Regions from separate parts of the Homo sapiens genome. Here region 1 is linked to region 2. A link is a loop called in an ENCODE intact Hi-C map of the cell type or tissue named here. Cell type or tissue: body of pancreas. All regions are shown on one strand. Each heading gives the region's core, and the rest is flanking DNA. Links, peaks and the distances in the headings are about the cores only. Region 1 has its middle 10 kb from the start of MAML3. Region 2 holds the start of LOC124900784 (a long non-coding RNA gene).

Evidence for each region. Peaks named below come from ENCODE experiments on the same cell type or tissue, not always from the same donor. Only the 100,000 strongest peaks of a DNase experiment are listed, where the experiment ranks them.
Region 1: a loop joins it to region 2, with 2.1 times the contacts of the local background. A loop is called at or near these places in 106 of 110 quality-filtered maps.

What each region holds. Positions count from the first base shown.
Region 1 is chr4:140,160,347-140,168,731 of GRCh38, forward strand. No RefSeq gene overlaps it. Among named protein-coding and RNA genes, the nearest start is that of MAML3, 10 kb to the left of the region's middle. In body of pancreas, for the core only: no CTCF peak of the experiment used is centred there; no DNase peak of the experiment used is centred there.
Region 2 is chr4:140,239,164-140,247,548 of GRCh38, forward strand. It overlaps LOC124900784 (a long non-coding RNA gene), which reads left to right and starts at 439. Exons shown (of 2, transcript XR_007058280.1): 1 at 439-568; 2 at 949-4,756. RefSeq lists a silencer at 4,291-4,480. In body of pancreas, for the core only: no CTCF peak of the experiment used is centred there; a DNase peak (open chromatin) is centred at 4,348; H3K27ac peaks cover 2,304 bases.

The DNA.
Region 1 (8,385 bases), core at 1,857-6,856, 79 kb before region 2:
ACAAAATCAGAAAGGGACTTGTGTGTGGCCAGTGCCAGGCAGTAGCCCCCGAGGAGAGCAGCACTGCACTGCCATCCTATAGAAACTGTTTGAATGCAATATAAGAAAATCATAGTGCGATATGATTTATATTTCAAAATGCTGTGTCTCTGGGTTTGGGGTATTCTATAAATTGACTTGGAGAGGTGCAGAGGTGGAAGAGAGGCGGAGGAGAACCAGCCTCTTAGATCCCCTCACCCCAACTGCACTCTGCTGTCTGTCAGGTGGGGAAGGGGCTCATATTTGTTGTACATCACAGCCAGGTGTCGGCTACTGGCCAACGCATTTTCCATATATTAACCAATGTGATATTCCCAACAACCCTAGGATGTATGGAAACCAGAGCTGGCCCAAATGTGCTTTTAACACACATGAATTAAACTATGCCTTCTGGTTTGTTAAATAAAAAAGAAAAAGAAAAAAGTGTGTATATATATATATATATATTTTTTTTTAAGCCTTAAAACTATTTTTACTGTGTGTGTGCGTGTGTGTGTGTGTGTGTGTGTGTGTGTTTTCTCTCTTTTTTTTTCTTTTATTTTAAGTTCTGGGATACATGTGCAGAACGTGCAGGTTTGTTACACATGTGCCATGGTGGTTTGCTGCACCTATCAACCCATCATCTAGGTTTTAAGCACCGCATTCATTAGGTACTTGTCCTAATGTTCTCCTTCCCCTTGCCCCCCACCCGCCGACAGGCCGCGGTGTGTGATGTTCCCCTCCTTGTGTCCATGTGTTCTCATTGTTCAACTCCCACCTATGAGTGAGAATGTGTGGTGTTTGGTTTTCTGTTCCTGTGTTAGTTTGCTGAGAATGATGGTTTCCAGCTTCATCCATGTCCCTACAAAGGACATGAACTCATTCTTTTTATGGCTGCATAGTATTCCATGGTGTATACGTGCCACATTTTCTTTATCCAGTCTATCATTGATGGGCATTTGGGTTGGTTCCAAGTCTTTGCTATTGTAAATAGTGCTGCAATAAACATATGTTTATTTTTAATTCAATGGGTCCATCTACTTCATCCATACTCAAATAAACAATGGAGAGGCTGGAGGTGGTGGCTGTAATCCCAGCACTTTGGGAGGCCAAGGTGGGAGGATCACTTGAGCCCAAAAGTTTGAGACCAGACAGGGCAATACAGTGAGACCACATCTCTAAAAATATTTTTTAATTAGCCAGGTGTGGTGGCAGGCTTGTTGTCCCAGCTACGTGTGGGGCCAAGGTGGGAGGATTGCTTGAGCCAGGGAGGTTGAGACTGCAGTGAGCTGTGATCATGCCACTTCACTCCAGCCTGGGTGACAAGAGTGAGACCCTGTCTCAAATAAATAAATAGCTAAATAAATAAATAAATGGTGGGATGAGGGCTATAGATTTTGGAGTTGCTAAGAGTCTATAGAGGAATGTGCCAAACTCTGTATACTAGATTTACTTTACCTCATGGTTGATAGAAAGTGCTATGGACTGAGTTTGTGTCCCCCGCCAAAATTTATACACTGAAACCCTAATCCCTAGTGTGATAGTATTTGGATGTGGGACTTGGGAGAGGTGATTTGGTCATGAGGGTGGGGCCCTCATAATGAGATTAGTGCCCTTATAACAAAAGACAGGAGAGAGGTTGCTTCCCCCCCACCCCACCCCCACTTTCTGCCATGTGAGGGCACAGCAAGAAGCTGTCCACTTGCAAACCAGAAAGACAGCTTTCACCAGCAACCAAATCAGCCTCACACCTTGATCTTGGACTTCCCAGCCTTCAGAACTGTATGGGATAAATTTCTGTTATTTAAGCGTTCTAGTCTATAGTGTTTGGTTGGTTGGTTTTGATACAGGGTCTCACTTTGTTGCTGAGGCTGGAGTGCAGTGGCACAATCAGAGCTCACTGCAGACCTCCTGGGCACAAGCAGTCCTCCCACCTCAGCCTCCTGAGTAGCTTGGACCACAGGCGCGCACCACCACACCCAGCTAATAGTCTATGGTATTTTTGTTATAGCAGTTCAAGCTAAGGCATAGGGATTTTAAGGTAATTACAGCTATAGGCCTGAGAAAGATGTAACTCCACCACGTTATTACTCCCGTTTTATTGATGAGAAAACAAAGGCTTAAAGAGTTTACATAACTTGCATTCAAATCAGGTCCAAAGCCTCTTTCTTACCTACCACCACACAGTCTGAATTCCCATTTGTGGGGTGGTTGTTGTTGTAGGGGCCTCGTAGCTATTCTGTCTCTGCTAGTGCCATTTATTTAGCAAATATTTATTAACAATTGACAAGTCCTGTGTAGGTGCGAGGGATACATACATGAAAAGAAACATTTTCCTCCCTAAAGGAGCTTAACAATCTGGTGGTGAGAAGGAAATGTACATAATACAATAGGCTAGCAAGAGGGAAGTATAGTCAGTTCTTGATTGGGCAGAGTTTAAGGGAGACTAGGAAAAGGTTTGTCACAGTTAAAACGAAACTAGAAAAAACAGAATTTGAAAACAAAAAATTAACCTAAGCTTAGTGAGAATTACCCCCAATATTAACACTAAGGTTTCCCATCCTGTACATGTTATTTGAAAGTAAAAATAAGATACAATGTTGAGGAACACAAAGCATCACTTTCATTGTCTGATGAAAAATCGCCCTGAGGTATCTATCTGTTTAATGGTTTCTATTGTCTGTTCCTTAGCTGTGCCCTCCCTTTCTAACATTGGAACAAAGCCTAGGCAACATCAGTTTGTCTCTGAACAAACTGCATTCTTCACTTTTACTCCAGTAGACAGTCGAGGTCAGCAGTTTTTCAGCCGTGTTGAGCCCTAAGAATTCCCTCCGAGGGGTTTCAGGGGCTGTTGTATGGGAAGGGGGAAGTGGGCTGGGTCTTGGCTCCTCTTCAACTTAGCTGCCTTCTTTTTCAAATTGGAGCAAGATATGCTTTGAATAAAGGGTTCCACAGCTAAAAAGAGTTTGAAAATAGTTCTGTGAGTCATCTTGTTTTTGCTGGCAAACTCTCTCTCCCTCCCTGGCCCAGCCCCCATTCTCCATCACACACGTACGATTGCTTCTTCCACTTCTCTTCTCAATGTCACCAAACTGTGGTTCACAGTGGCTCCAAAGCTTACTTATCCACTTGTGCACCGTCAGGTCCCTCAAATTTCTTGTCATTCCTCTGAGCTGGAAAGGTTTAAGGATGGCCCAACTACACGTGTGAGGAGATGGAAAAAACAATTTACTATAACTGCAGAGGGTGGATCAAGGGGGGATGATACAGGAGAGGGCTCGCCCTGTTCAGAAGAAACACTAGGATCATCTGTCTGGTGCAGTGGTGGGGTAGAGTTTGAGAGGTCCTAGAACCATGCAAAGGTAGGTGGTTACTAAGAAGGGTGTGTCCTGATATAGGGTTTTTATCTTACTGAGTGGGATATGCAAGTTTAAGACTATGGAGAAAAGAGAACTACCAGTGACCTAGGCTCTTCCATTATCCTTAGTTTCTCCATTGTATTAATGCCAAAGTGGTGTCAGGTCCACCAAATGGTTAACCTACCCAGGACATCCACATATTTTGGTCCGGTCAGGCTTCTGATTACCCACTGGCTTTTGATGCCAGAAAATAATCTAGTGTGAAATATAACAATTTTAGAATTAGAGTATTATTAGTTCCCATGAGATTCAAAACAAAGATCTCAGCTTTGGGCTGAATGTTCTTCATTTCTCCTGCATCCTTTCCTATTAATTATTTTTAAAGAAAATCTTCAGGCCTAGCATGGCAGCTCACGTCTGTAGTCCCAGCTACGTGGGAGGCTGAGGAGGGAGGATAGCTTGAGCCCAGGAGTTCAAGGTTTCAGCAAGCTGTGATCTTGCCCCAGTGTACTTCAGCCTGGATAACAGAGTGAGCTTCTGTCTTTAATTAAAAAAAAAAAAAGAAAAAAAAAAGAAAGAAAGAAACTGCCAGGCACAGTGGTTCATGCCTAATCCCAGCACTTTGGGAGGCCGAGGCAGGTGGATCACGAGGTCAGGAGATCAAGGATGGAGAACATACTGGCTAACACAGTGAAACCCTGTCTCTACTAAAAATACAAAAAATTAGCCGGGTATGGTGGCACACGCTTGTAGTCCCAGCTACTCAGGAGGCTGAGGCAGAAGAATCACTTGAACCCGGGAGGCGGAGGTTGTAGTGAGCCGAAGTGCTGCTACTGCACTCCAGCCTGGGCGTCAGAGCGAGACTCCATCTCAAATAATAATAATTTAAAAAAAACTAAACAAAACTAAATAAAACAACGAATCTTCATCATAGAAGAAGTAAAAAGTCGATAATACCTCAGCTACCATTAAGGAACAGACCTGGCCCAGGGATGAAGTAATAGCTGGCCAGGGCAGTGAAAGTTCATTGAACCAACGCTGTTCGCCATCCATTGGATGAGTAACAAACAGATGTTGCAAAAAGGCAAGAAGACAAGTCTGATTGGCAAGGGGCAGGAATCTTCTCCAACTTAATGGAGAAGCAGTGTAACATATGTTGGTTAAAATGAAGTTCCAAACCATGAACACCTTCTTACAGGTAGATGTTATAGATTTGTAATCATTAAAAACTTCCCCACAGAAGCACTAGTGTTTAACTACGTTAATCCATCCTCAGTATTGATGGTTTTGGCTTCACGATAAGCATGCCTGTATCTTCTGGTAACAGAACACATTTATATTTTTTCAAAACCATCCTACCTACCTTCTCAGCCCATGAAATTTGCAGAAGGCTAGGGAAGGTGAACATTCCCTGGTCCCAGGGGCATGTTGCTCACCCAGGCCATGTCTGTCTTTACCATAGTGATTGATTCAAAGACAGTGACTCAGGCTGGTCCAATTAAAGCTCCCTCTGGGAATTTTGTTGGAATTACCAAAAAAAAAAAGGACATTTCCTCCTCTAGGAATCCAGAAGTTAAGGATCATAGAAGCTTAAAGTTGCCAGCTTTGATATAACAGGAAAAAGTCTGCTTGAAAATAAAGCCAACCCACTAGAAAACAGAACCAAGAAATGGAGATAGTCCTCTTGGCACAGTTTCTGCCCTGGATCCAGCTGAGCCTAAAGCCAGGTGCCATAGAATTTTCATTATATAAGCCAATAATTCTCCATTTTTCTACATTTTCCTTATTTCCTTCCTTCTATTCTTCTTCTTTTTTTTGTTTGTTTCGAGACAAAGTCTTGCTCTGTCACCCAGGCTGGAGTGAAGTGGCGCAATCTCAGTTCACTGCAAACTTTGCCTCCAGGGTTCAAGCTATTCTCCTGCCTCCTCAGGGCTCCCGAGTAGCTACGATTACAGGCGCTGCCACTATGTCCGGCTGATTTTTGTATTTTTAGTAGAGATGGGGTTTCACCATGTTAGCCAGGATGGTCTCAAACTCCTGACCTCATGATCCACCCACCTTGGCCTCCCAAAGTGCTGGGATTACAGGCATGAGCCACCGCGCCTGGCCCTTGCTTCTATTCTTTCTGTGTGTGTGTGTGTGTGTGTGTGTGTGTGTGTGTGCGCGCGCGCACGCGTGCATGTGCACACACACAGTGTGATTGAGATAGCCATCATTTAGGGGTTGGTTAAATAAATTGTATTATATCCAAATAATGAACTATATTAGGGATTGTTTAAATAAATTGTATTATATCCAAATAATGAAATATGTTCGGGATTGGCTAAATAAATTGTATTATATCCAAATAATATAATATATTAGAGATTGGCTAAATGAATTGTATTGTATCCAAATAATGAAATACATGCAACAATTTAAAAGACACACATAAGGCTGCACACGAATCATTGTATTACTTGTCATAGTAAAACTAGTGAAAATAACTGAGTGTCATTATTGGAAGCCTGGATAAATAAAATGTATTGTATATAAACATTTAAATAAGCAACTGTTAAGACATATTCAGTTATATTGATTGACATCAAAAGATCTCCATTGCATATTGTTAATATTAAAAAGCAAGTTATATGCTATTGGTAAGAATGTAAATTAGTACATCATTATGGAAAACAATGTGGCGGTTCTTCAAAAAAATAAAAATAGAACTACCATATGACCCAGCAATCCCACCATTAGGTATATATCCAAAGGAAATGAAATCAGTTTGTCAAAGAAATATTTGCATTTCCATGTTCACTGCAGCATTACTCACATTAGCCAAGATATGGAAGCAACTTATGTCCATGAACAGATGAATAAAGAAAATATTGTATACAGTATATACACAATGGAATATCATTCATCAACCTGGAAGACATCATGTTAAATGAAATAAGCCAGATACAGAAAGGCAAATACCACATGATCTCACTGACATGTGGAATCTCAAAAATCAAACTCACTGAGACAGAGAGAAAAATGTAATTAACAGGGTCTGGCAGGGTGGGACAAAAGAGGATATTGGTCAAAGGATAAAAAATTTCAGTTAGAAGAAATGAACTCAAGCGTTCACTTGGACAATACAGTGATTACAGTTAATAACAATGTATTCTTACTTGAAAATTGCTACAAGAGTAGATTTTAAGTGTTCTCACCACAAAAAAATAATAAGCATGTGAGGCAATGCATATGTTAATTAGCTTGATTGAATCATTCTGTAATGTATACATATATTCAAGCATCAGATTGTACACCATAAATACATTCAATTTTTGTCAATTTAAAAATAAATAAATCCTTTTTTTTTTTTTTTGAGACGGAGTCTTGCTCTGTTGCCCAGGCTGGAGTGCAGTGGCGTGATCTCGGTTCACTGCAAGCTCCGCCTCCCGGATTCACGCCATTCTCCTTCCTCAGCCTCCCGAGTAGCTGGGACTACAGGTGCCCGCCACCACGCCATGCTAATTTTTTATATTTTTAGTAGAGACGGGGTTTCACCGTGTTAGCCAGGATGGTCTCGATCTCCTGACCTCATGATCCGCCCGCCTCGGCCTCCCAAAGTGCTGGGATTACAGCGTGAGCCACCATGCCCGGCATAAATACTTTTTTTAAACAAAAAATTAAAAGCAGGTTAGAAAACAAGTTACAAAAATACTTTCATTTTATGAAATCATGTAACTTTGTGTGTATGAATCTAATAAACTTCAGAAAGCTAGTTAAACATCACCACTCTGGGATTTTTACTACCTTATTCTTTTCTGTATTGCTTTAATTGTATACGTATATGTAATAAAGAGAGAAACTGAACATTTTCTGTTCTTTATTTATTTATTTTTTTTTTAGATGGAGTCTCCCTCTGTCACCCAGGCTGGAGTGCAGTGACGCGATCTCAGCTCACTACAACCTCTGCCTCCCAGGTTCAAGCAATTCTCTGCCTCAACCTCCTGAGTAGCTGGGATTACGGGTGCCTGCCACCATGCCCAGCTAATGTTTTGTATTTTTAGTAGAGGTGGCGTTTCACCATCTTGGCCAGGCTGGTCTTGAACTCCTGACCTCATGATCCACCTGTCTCAGCCTCCCAAAGTGCTGAGATTACAGGCGTGAGCCACTGTGCCAGGCCAATTTTCTCTTTTTTAGGAAGAAAGAAAAAGAGAGAGAAAGGAAGAAAGGAAGGGAGGGAGACTTTACAGAGTTTCGAAAGAATGGCCATGTCTGTAGTCTGAAATTTGCCTAAATTATTTAGGAAAAGATTCAAGGAGGGTGTGGTGCCATCTCATGAATCTTAAATAGGTATTTTGCAGGGGGCACAGATGAGAAGAGGGCATCCAGAAAGAGGAAATAACAAAAGTGAAGATTCAGAAAAGTGAGAAGTCACAATGTCTTAAGGAATAAGTTATGTGATATAGCTAAATAAGTGTCATTAAATTAACAATTTAATCTTAAGAACTAAAGCAGAGTCAGTTAAAGTCAATGTTAACATAAGGAATTTCACATCAGGATTAGATACGGAATGTCCAAGGGAAAAGAAAAATACCGTATCTCCAGGACACTGATCTCTACACCCAATTGCTTAGCCACAAGTCTCCTTTGAGGTCTAATAAATGGAACCAAATTAACATGACCAAAGCAAAACTTTCAATTTCCTCTCCAAAATTGTTCCTTTTCTGTGATGCTTAATTTTATGCGTCGATGTGACTGGGCCACGGAGGGCCCAGATATTTGGTCAAACATTATGGGTGTTTCTGTGAGGGTGTCTTTGGATGAGATGAACATTTTAATTCACAGAATGAGTAAAGCTGGTTGCCCTCCCCAGTATGAGTGAGCCTCATCCAGTCAGTTGACAGCCTGATAAGAACAGAAAGGCTGACCCTCTTCTGAGTAAGAGGGAATTCCTCCTGCCTGACTGCCTTCAAACTGGGACACCAGTTTTTTTCCTGCCTTGGGCTTGAGCTGAAACATTGGCTCTCCC
Region 2 (8,385 bases), core at 2,085-7,084:
GGGCAGGTACTCGGGGGCACTTGCTGGGAAGGAATAATAGCAGACAGGTTTGGCAAATGGGATGCAGAGAATTAAGTCGTTGTTGGATATGTGTGAACAATGGGGTTGGTACATTATCAGCTATAGCTTTTCTGTGTCTCTTCATCAGTTTCTAATAAGCTTTACAATTTAATTTCCGACAGGAAAAAAGTATCAGTTTAAGGTGCTCTTTTGGTGTTCAACCCATGCTTTCTCTTCTGATTCTTAAGCCTGGCTACACTTTAGAAGCTCATACAAGCTCATGTCCGTAATAGCATCACGACGCAGCTATTTCAGCCTGCAGATGACTTGTGCAGCATGACTGGATCCTCCACTTAGAGCAGTCTGGAGGGCCCAGTGACGCAGTAATATGATTTTCGGCAGGTTTTTCTTCGGGCTTACAAGGAGGAGCAAGCTTAACAAGCAAACAGTCATGCCTGAGTTCTCACTTTCCTGCAAACTTTACTTGAGAACCTCAGAGATGAGAGTTGCTTTAGAAGCCTTCCTAGAGAAGGAATATGGAGAAGGCACCTGTAGCCCTGTGAGATCAGTAAGTGGAGGGGAAAAAAAAAAAGATGTACAAAAACAGAAAGAGAAAAAAAAGCCAGTCTTCAGGGTTATAAAAAATGAAGTTGGGAAGGATAAGCGCTGGGTTTCAAGGCTTAGATTATTCTAACTCTGTCTGTAATTACCTGCATGGAGTTGGCAGTTTACTGACTTCTTCTAGTTTAGGTTTTCTCATTTGTAAAATAGAGGAGATTATACCATTTCTCTGCCATTCTACCATGGGGAAGCGTGTGTGTCTGTGACTGTGGAGTGAGGGGGAGAGAGGAAGCATGCTAAAAACGTTAAAAGTAGTGTAGAAATGCATTTTGCAGTAGTAAAGTTAACTATTGGTAATAATAGCATCTACTTGTGCACCTTCTACAGGTTATCTGTTTATATTTAAATGAATCATTAGGTCCAGCCATGGAAGTGGATTTAATGAAATACTGTCGACCAATGAATGAAGAAATATAAGTACTTTTTCATCTTCTTATTTTGAGAGAAAAAAATCATATTTTCTGTAATTTATAAACCATCAGATGAAGTTTTATTTTACCACATAAACGCAACTATGAAGGTTTTCGGGCCTCTTCCAGCATCTCCTAGTGCTTTCCAAAGATGTTCCTGACAGTCTGAGAGCAAGGTATCATGTATCATTCTTTCCACCAACAGATGGAGAAACTGAAGCATGAAGAGGTGACGCGAGGTCACCGAGGGAGCAGGTGATGGACTGGCTTCTGGTCTCTTGCTCCAAACCCTGCTCCAATTTGTCTTTCTTATAAACAGCCATTAATAACTTTATCTCCAGGCTGAATGCTGCCAACCAGGACCCACAACGTGCTGAGCATTTGTATGCAAATGAGCTCTCCACCATCCTGGGGAGAACACAGGGTGCTGAACAGGAATGGAGGAAGGAGAAATAATTGTTACTACTGGAGTCTAAAACGCCATCCAAACCCAGACTCACAGTGAAATTCCAGAAATGAGGAAGTAATGAGTGTTAAATTCAATATCATCAGTCAATCCACTACTAACAGATCAAGATCCTATAAACCTAATGGCAGGACTTCCTAAACATTTACTTTATTTTTATATATATATTTTTTGAGACGGAGTCTCAGTCTGCTCCCCAGGCTGGAGTGCAATGGCATGATCTCGGCTCACTGCAACTTCTACCTCCCGGGTTCAGGTTCAAGCGATTCTCCTGCCTCGGCCTCCCAAGTAGCTGGCACTACAGGCATGTGCCACCACACCCAGCTAATGTTTGTATTTTTAGTAGAGACGGGGTTTCACTATGTTGGCCAGGCTGTTCTCAAACTCCTGACCTTGTGATCCACCTGCTTCAGCCTCCCAAAGTGCTGGGATTACAGGCGTGAGCCACCGCACCGAGCCACATTTACTTTATTTAAAAATCTATTTTTGACACTAAGAGATTTTCCTTCCTTAATATCAGAACTGTGCCAAGAATTAGATGGATGGCAAAATAATTAAAATTTCATGTTAATGTTCATATGTTGTGATCATGCGTATCACCATGTATAAGTCAACCAAATGCTTAGGTTGATGGAACATTCCTATTTAAAAATTAAAGTTGTGACCCATTTTCCTTCACATATTGTCGGCTCAAATATGTACCTGTTCCCTTTAGGCTTTCAGCCCGACTCAGCCACTAGCTTTGTGACCTTCGGCAAAGGCCCTGAACCTCAATCTCCTACTCTGCAAATGGGAGCAGTCAGGTTTGTCTCAGATTTTTTGCAAAGGCTAATTGACTTCATGTTTGTAAAAGTATTGGAAGCAACCCCTGGCACGTAGACAGTGCTTAGTGAATACCATTTCCTTTTTCCCCCTTTGAATATGTTTGTTATGAAATGCTTGAGTTTTTGGAGCCAAGGTATACTTTTATATACCTTGCTCACAATTCTATAAGGTAGCTAAGGAAGGTACAATTCTATAAGGTAGCTAAGGAAGGTGCAATTATGCCTTTCATATATAGAAGAAAACTCTGTCTCTGAGAGGTAATTTGCTCAGAGTCAGGCTGCAAATTGGTGCAGAACTAGAAGCCTGGCACCCTAATTCCTAGTCCTGTGATCTTTCCATTAACTTTTTATTGCCACCATTGCCTCCGCCTCAATGAAAGCTCCTGTTGTAGCCCACCCCAAACCAATTCCAGCTCCCAGGATGTGGCTCCTCGGTGCCTCTTTCCACCCCTCCCTGCACTGTTGCCCTAGCTTCAACTCCATCCCATTTTTCAGTGACTTCCCTCTACCTCTACCTGGGTCTGGATGCTCAGAGACTAATCTACATAGTGTATGAGTCCAAATGACTTTGGGAGGAAGGTTCTTTTAAACAAAAGAGGTTGAATTAGATACCACCATACATATTGTGTTGTTAAATATCTACAGCATGATAAAATCATTCCAAATGTCACCAATCCCTGGGGAGTTTATTAATAATTAAGCATTTTTAGTTCACTTAGAAATGCAGATTCCATTTAACAACAGAATGTACACTAAATATGTCCATTATATTGCAGCTTGCAGCAGAATATGTTAGAGATCTCAGCTGGGTTTCTCCAGGACAGATGACAAAGTTAATGCAGGTATCAGTCTTTCCTAAAGGTGGCAGAGGAGCCAAAAGCAGCATCCTGGATTGGTTTATAGGGTCTGCATTTATTAGGAGTGTTTATTAGGATGTCTAATAATGGAAAAGACAACTTGGCAAGGGTAGGAGTGGATTGGAGGAGAGCCGGGAGAAGCCCAAAGGAAATGGGATGATCTCGAAAAACAAAAGGAAGGGCAGCAACCCAGGGTCTGTGGTGTGTGAATCATTTGTCCACACACTGATTTTTAAGGTTTTCAAGGAACAGGCAAACAAAGCTATCATTTTATATGTTCCACTTGCTTGGAAGGCCATTTACATTTTTTTTGGCTTATTCCGGAAAGATAGTCATGGTTACACACACACACACACACACACACACACACTACACACACTACACACATGTACTCCACACACACACACACACACTTCACACACATGCACACACACACTCACATATACACACATGCACAAGCACTTTTCTTTAAAATGCAGTTTTATTTCCTGGGCAAGGACAGAACAGCGAATATCAAGAAAGGAAGAATGGGGAAGAAGGGAAGGGCAGGAAGGAAGGAGTGGAGGGAGGAAGGCAGGCAAGCAAAAAGGCTGGCAACCTTCTTTGTCTCTTCCATAGATTTACTGTTTCTTCCTAGGCCCACCAAAAAAGGTTCCTTTTGAAGGTGATACAGAGGAGGGAGGAAAAGAGAGAGAAATTGAGATAAAGAGGAAGTGGGGCGCGGTTGTGGTGAGATGCAGGGAAATGAGCTGATCCAGGCATTAGTGTTGGAGCTCTCGCTCGCTGTGCAATGCAGGATCTTGGGCATGTTATTTAACTTCTCTGTCTAGGCCCCTTTCCTACCAGCAGAAGTTTTCATGATCTTACAGACTCCCTCTAGCCTTCATGTTCCAGAAACCTAGGCTTGAAGCAGTGAGAAGGCCCCTTCTTAATGATACCTGAAAACTTTGCAAGCTTTTAGCAGAAAATGACTGTGGATAAATACTTCTATTTCCTCGTTTTCCAAACGGAAACTACATTGCAAGCTATGCCACTTCTTTCCTCTCTCACTTAAAGCACCTGCCAAACTAATAAAAGAGTCATAAATTTAGTTGTAAGGGCTCCAACAAAAGAGAAAATCCCCGCCTACTAGGGCAGCCAGGCTGTCACCAGGAAGTAAAAGCTGCAGCGGAGACTGCTCTTGTGTAGAGTGTAGCCAGTCTGGGTGCTGGAGGGGCAGCAAGGCCGAGAAGCAGCACAGAATGAACATGGGCAAAGGACTCAGCTAACACTGCAGTTTCTTAATTTCCTTCCTGAGATGATTGGGGTTCAGGGTCCAGTGAGTACCGCCTCAAAGGGACTTCCCGGTCTGAAAATGGTGTGTGCATGTCTGGGGACTCACTCCCCAGGTGTTCTCCAAAACCAACACTTTCTGTTGTTTGAGGAGAGGGCAAGGAGTGTTATTTATCGCACAGCTGCCTTGGGAGAATTAGGGAGGGAGCTGAGCTTCAAAACAGCTTGTGAACTTAGAGACTAGGAAATGGTGGAGAAAGATGACTTAAAGCCAAATAGATTAATAAACTCAATTATCTGGATGGTTTTCATTAGCCACTGGTTTTCCTTTTCTGAAAATCACGGCTGTTTTTTCCTGCTATGAACCAGCACATCCCCAGTGAGAACAGTGTTTATTATATTTCAACATTCACAGAAGCAGGTGGTGAGCTTTCCCATTTTGCCTTAACACAGACACACACATATCACCACCACCACCAATAACAACCTGATAATGCAAAGAATTGCTTTGCTCTGTCTCTTTAAATAATCTAAAAATACTCCTTGGGTACCATCAAGGCTAATCATCACAATTATGCTTATAACCAAGCGGGTACCACCACCTATGGTCCATATGTTGCTTCAGATAGGGACTGCAGGGTCATATTAGATAGGGCATGGCCTCACTCTTCAGCAGGATTAACAGAAGATGTGTGCACGTGTGTGTGTTTGTGTGTGGGAATTGTTACCAGGTTTAGCTCCTGTAATTTCTCACACTTTAGGTTCCTGGCATAGAAAAGCATCTTTGAAATTTCTAGGGTTCTAAGCATAATCACAGATTTTTCAAGCTGGCAGGAGTAGGGTCCAACCAACTCACTGTGTAGATGATTAAACTGTGGCTCCAAGAAGTTAGCAGATGAAGGGTGGGTCACCCAGTTGGTTGGTCAGAGATCCAGGAATGGAATCTTGGCCTCCAGGTTCCTTGTCCTGTGCTCTTTCTACTCAGTGTGGATTTGAGATCTGTTTTGCAGAATTTCCTTTAGGTTTTGTACTCAGCTGGAGACCACACATCATGTTATGGGTTTATGTATCCAAAGTCTTCACTAGTCAAGTGTTCCCCAGCACTCTCTGCGCTGGTCCACACTGTCACAAGGCCACATCGCTGCAAAAAGATATGGCAGGAGCACTCGGCTCCGACAGAACACACGTGCTTTTTCATCAATATCCTTTTTCTTTGCTCTGAGGTTAATTTCTGCTTGGCCTCAATTTCTTTTTTATCTGTGCCTATTCATTTATATTAGTTTGTATACCAACACTTACATCACTCATCTTTAAATCTGGGAGACATTGAACATAGCTAAATGCAACTCATAGAACCTGAAAAACAATCTAAGTCTAAGTTTGTGTAGTATTTCTTGTGTAGTATTTCTTATCCACTCCCCATAGTGATATGATAAGTGGGAACTTTGAAATCATGTCAGTATCAAACCTCCCTTCTGAAGATGAGGCTAAATGACCTGCCCAAGGACATTACACAGAGCTGGGAAGGGAATGGTCTCCCTAGACTCACCAACTTTTCTTCTTTTGATTATGCCACAAGACTTATGAACCTGCCAAAATCTACATTTACACCCTCTGCTCTTTTCCAAACCCCTGGTATAGACACTAGAGGTCAATGAGATGTACATGACATGTGCATGGAAAGAATATGGAGAGGACAGGATAAGGCCTGAGCAACCTAGCTTATGCTGTTCAATGAATGAGCTACAAGCCATGTGTGCATATTTAAGTTAAAATTAAGTTAAAATTAAACATTTAGTTCCATAGTTGTACTAACCACCTTTCAAGTATTCAGGAGCCAGAAGTGGCTAATGGCTACAACATTACACAGTACAGATATGGAACACTGCTGTCACAGCAGAAACTTCCAGACCTTCGGCCATCAGGACCAAATAATAATAATTACCATATACTGAGCCCCAATAGCATACCACACCCTGTCACTTGTGTTTAGTGCCTATTATCTAATTAATCTTTGTAAAAGCCACAAGGTATTATTATTATTTGTATTTGCCAGAGGAAGAAACTGACCTGTAAAATTCTTAATAATTTGCCCTCAGTGTTTGATAGTAAATGGCAGAAATATGAACACAGACCTGTCGATGGCAAACTATAATATGACCTCCATTTCTCTGTGAGGAGCCATAAAGACTGATAACAATCTAGCAAACATTTATTGAGCAGCTACTATGTGCCAGGCGCTGTTCTAACAAGTAGCATACATATTCATAGACTCCTCTATAAGGTAGGTATGATTATTATAATTTTATAGGTGAAGAAATGAGCTTAGGAAAGTTGAGAAACTCTCTTGTGGTCATCTGACTACTAAACAATAGAGTCAAGATTTGAACCCAGGCCATCTGATTCTATAACCTGAGTTCCAAACTGCCACAATCCACTGATGAACAATTGGTGGTTGCATCTGGGTTGTACGAAAGTCAAGGACTGACCTGTGGCTTATGGTTCCAATCTTTGTTCACAGGGCTGGTTGCTCTTTCCAGATGGGCTCCCTTGCGGGGCCAGTCCTCAAATGCCTCTGGTCAGAAGGATCTGCTCTGTTTCTCCCTGCTGCTGGCCAGCAAGGTCTGTTGCTGTCTCTGTAAAGCTGTTACTGCTAGAAGTCATCACAAAAAGCAACATTTGAGTAAGTCTTAACATGGGTCCTTTGGCCTGCTCCTTCAAGTTGTCCCACTGCAGCTCACCACAGGGCAACTTTAAGAGCATCCTGTTGACATTCCTTCTTAACATTTGGCCAGCCCAGAAGACATCCCTTCAGTCCTGGTGGGCTGGCTGCACTCCAGGGCATGTTGGTGAATCTAGCATATCCTTTAATGTGAAGCAGTCTAATAGGCTCGTGAACTGGCTCAAAAAGTTGGCGGTGATATTTGCGGCACTGGTCTGTGGATTTTTATTTAGTTTGGTCTAAAACCAGGAGGCATATGGACACCATATTCCACCTGCCAGCCTCATCAGGATATTCTGATTTTTTTCTCTATTTTTCCATCGCTTTTATATTTTTAGAGCATTACTCCTATTTGAGAATTGAAATTCTGTGGTGATTTTTAATTGTGTTTCAGTGGTGAAATTCTTTGGCTCCCAATTGGATTTCCTTGCATGGGTTCGCATTTTGTCTTGGTCAATGTTTTGACTTTTCACACTTTATTTTTTTTATTTTTATTTTTTTGAGACGGAGTCTTGCTCTGTCGCCAGGCTGGAGTGCAGTGGTGCGATCTCAGCTCACTGCAACCTCCGCCTCCCAGGTTCAAGCGATTCCCCAAGTAGCTGGGATTACAGGCATGCGTCACCACGCCTGGCTAACTTTTTGTATTTTAATAGAGATGGGGTTTCACCATGTTGGCCAAGATGGTCTCCATCTCCTGACCTCGTGATCCGCCCGCCTCGGCCTCCCAAAGTGCTGGGATTGAAAGACAAGCCAAAATCCTTTGAAGGCTGTTTCAATGAGGCTGGGTCAACGGTCACCATATGAAAATTCATAGATGACTTTAAGAGAAGATGGTCTGTGGACTGTAAAGTTGGAAGTGCCTCCCTTAAGACCTGGAAACTTAGGTTTCTTTACGTGCTCTGGAACAAATAAATACTCAAACCAGCCTCAAACTATTGGTGGTATGTGCTGGCTGTGGGCAATACCAGCAAATAACTGGCAGGATCTTCCTGGGATCCTACAGAGCTTCTTTAGTGAGGGCAATAACTGGCCATGTGGAAGCCAACTCATGTTATCAAAGACTTTGTAAACTTGGAGGGTACGATGCACTTCCTCCATGTGACATGCCACAAGTACCACAGGAAAGTCACTCCCACCTCCCCACTGCAGCCCAAATACACGGCTGTCTTGCAAGAGTACAACTGACCATCACTGGCTTGCCAGGATGCTGACC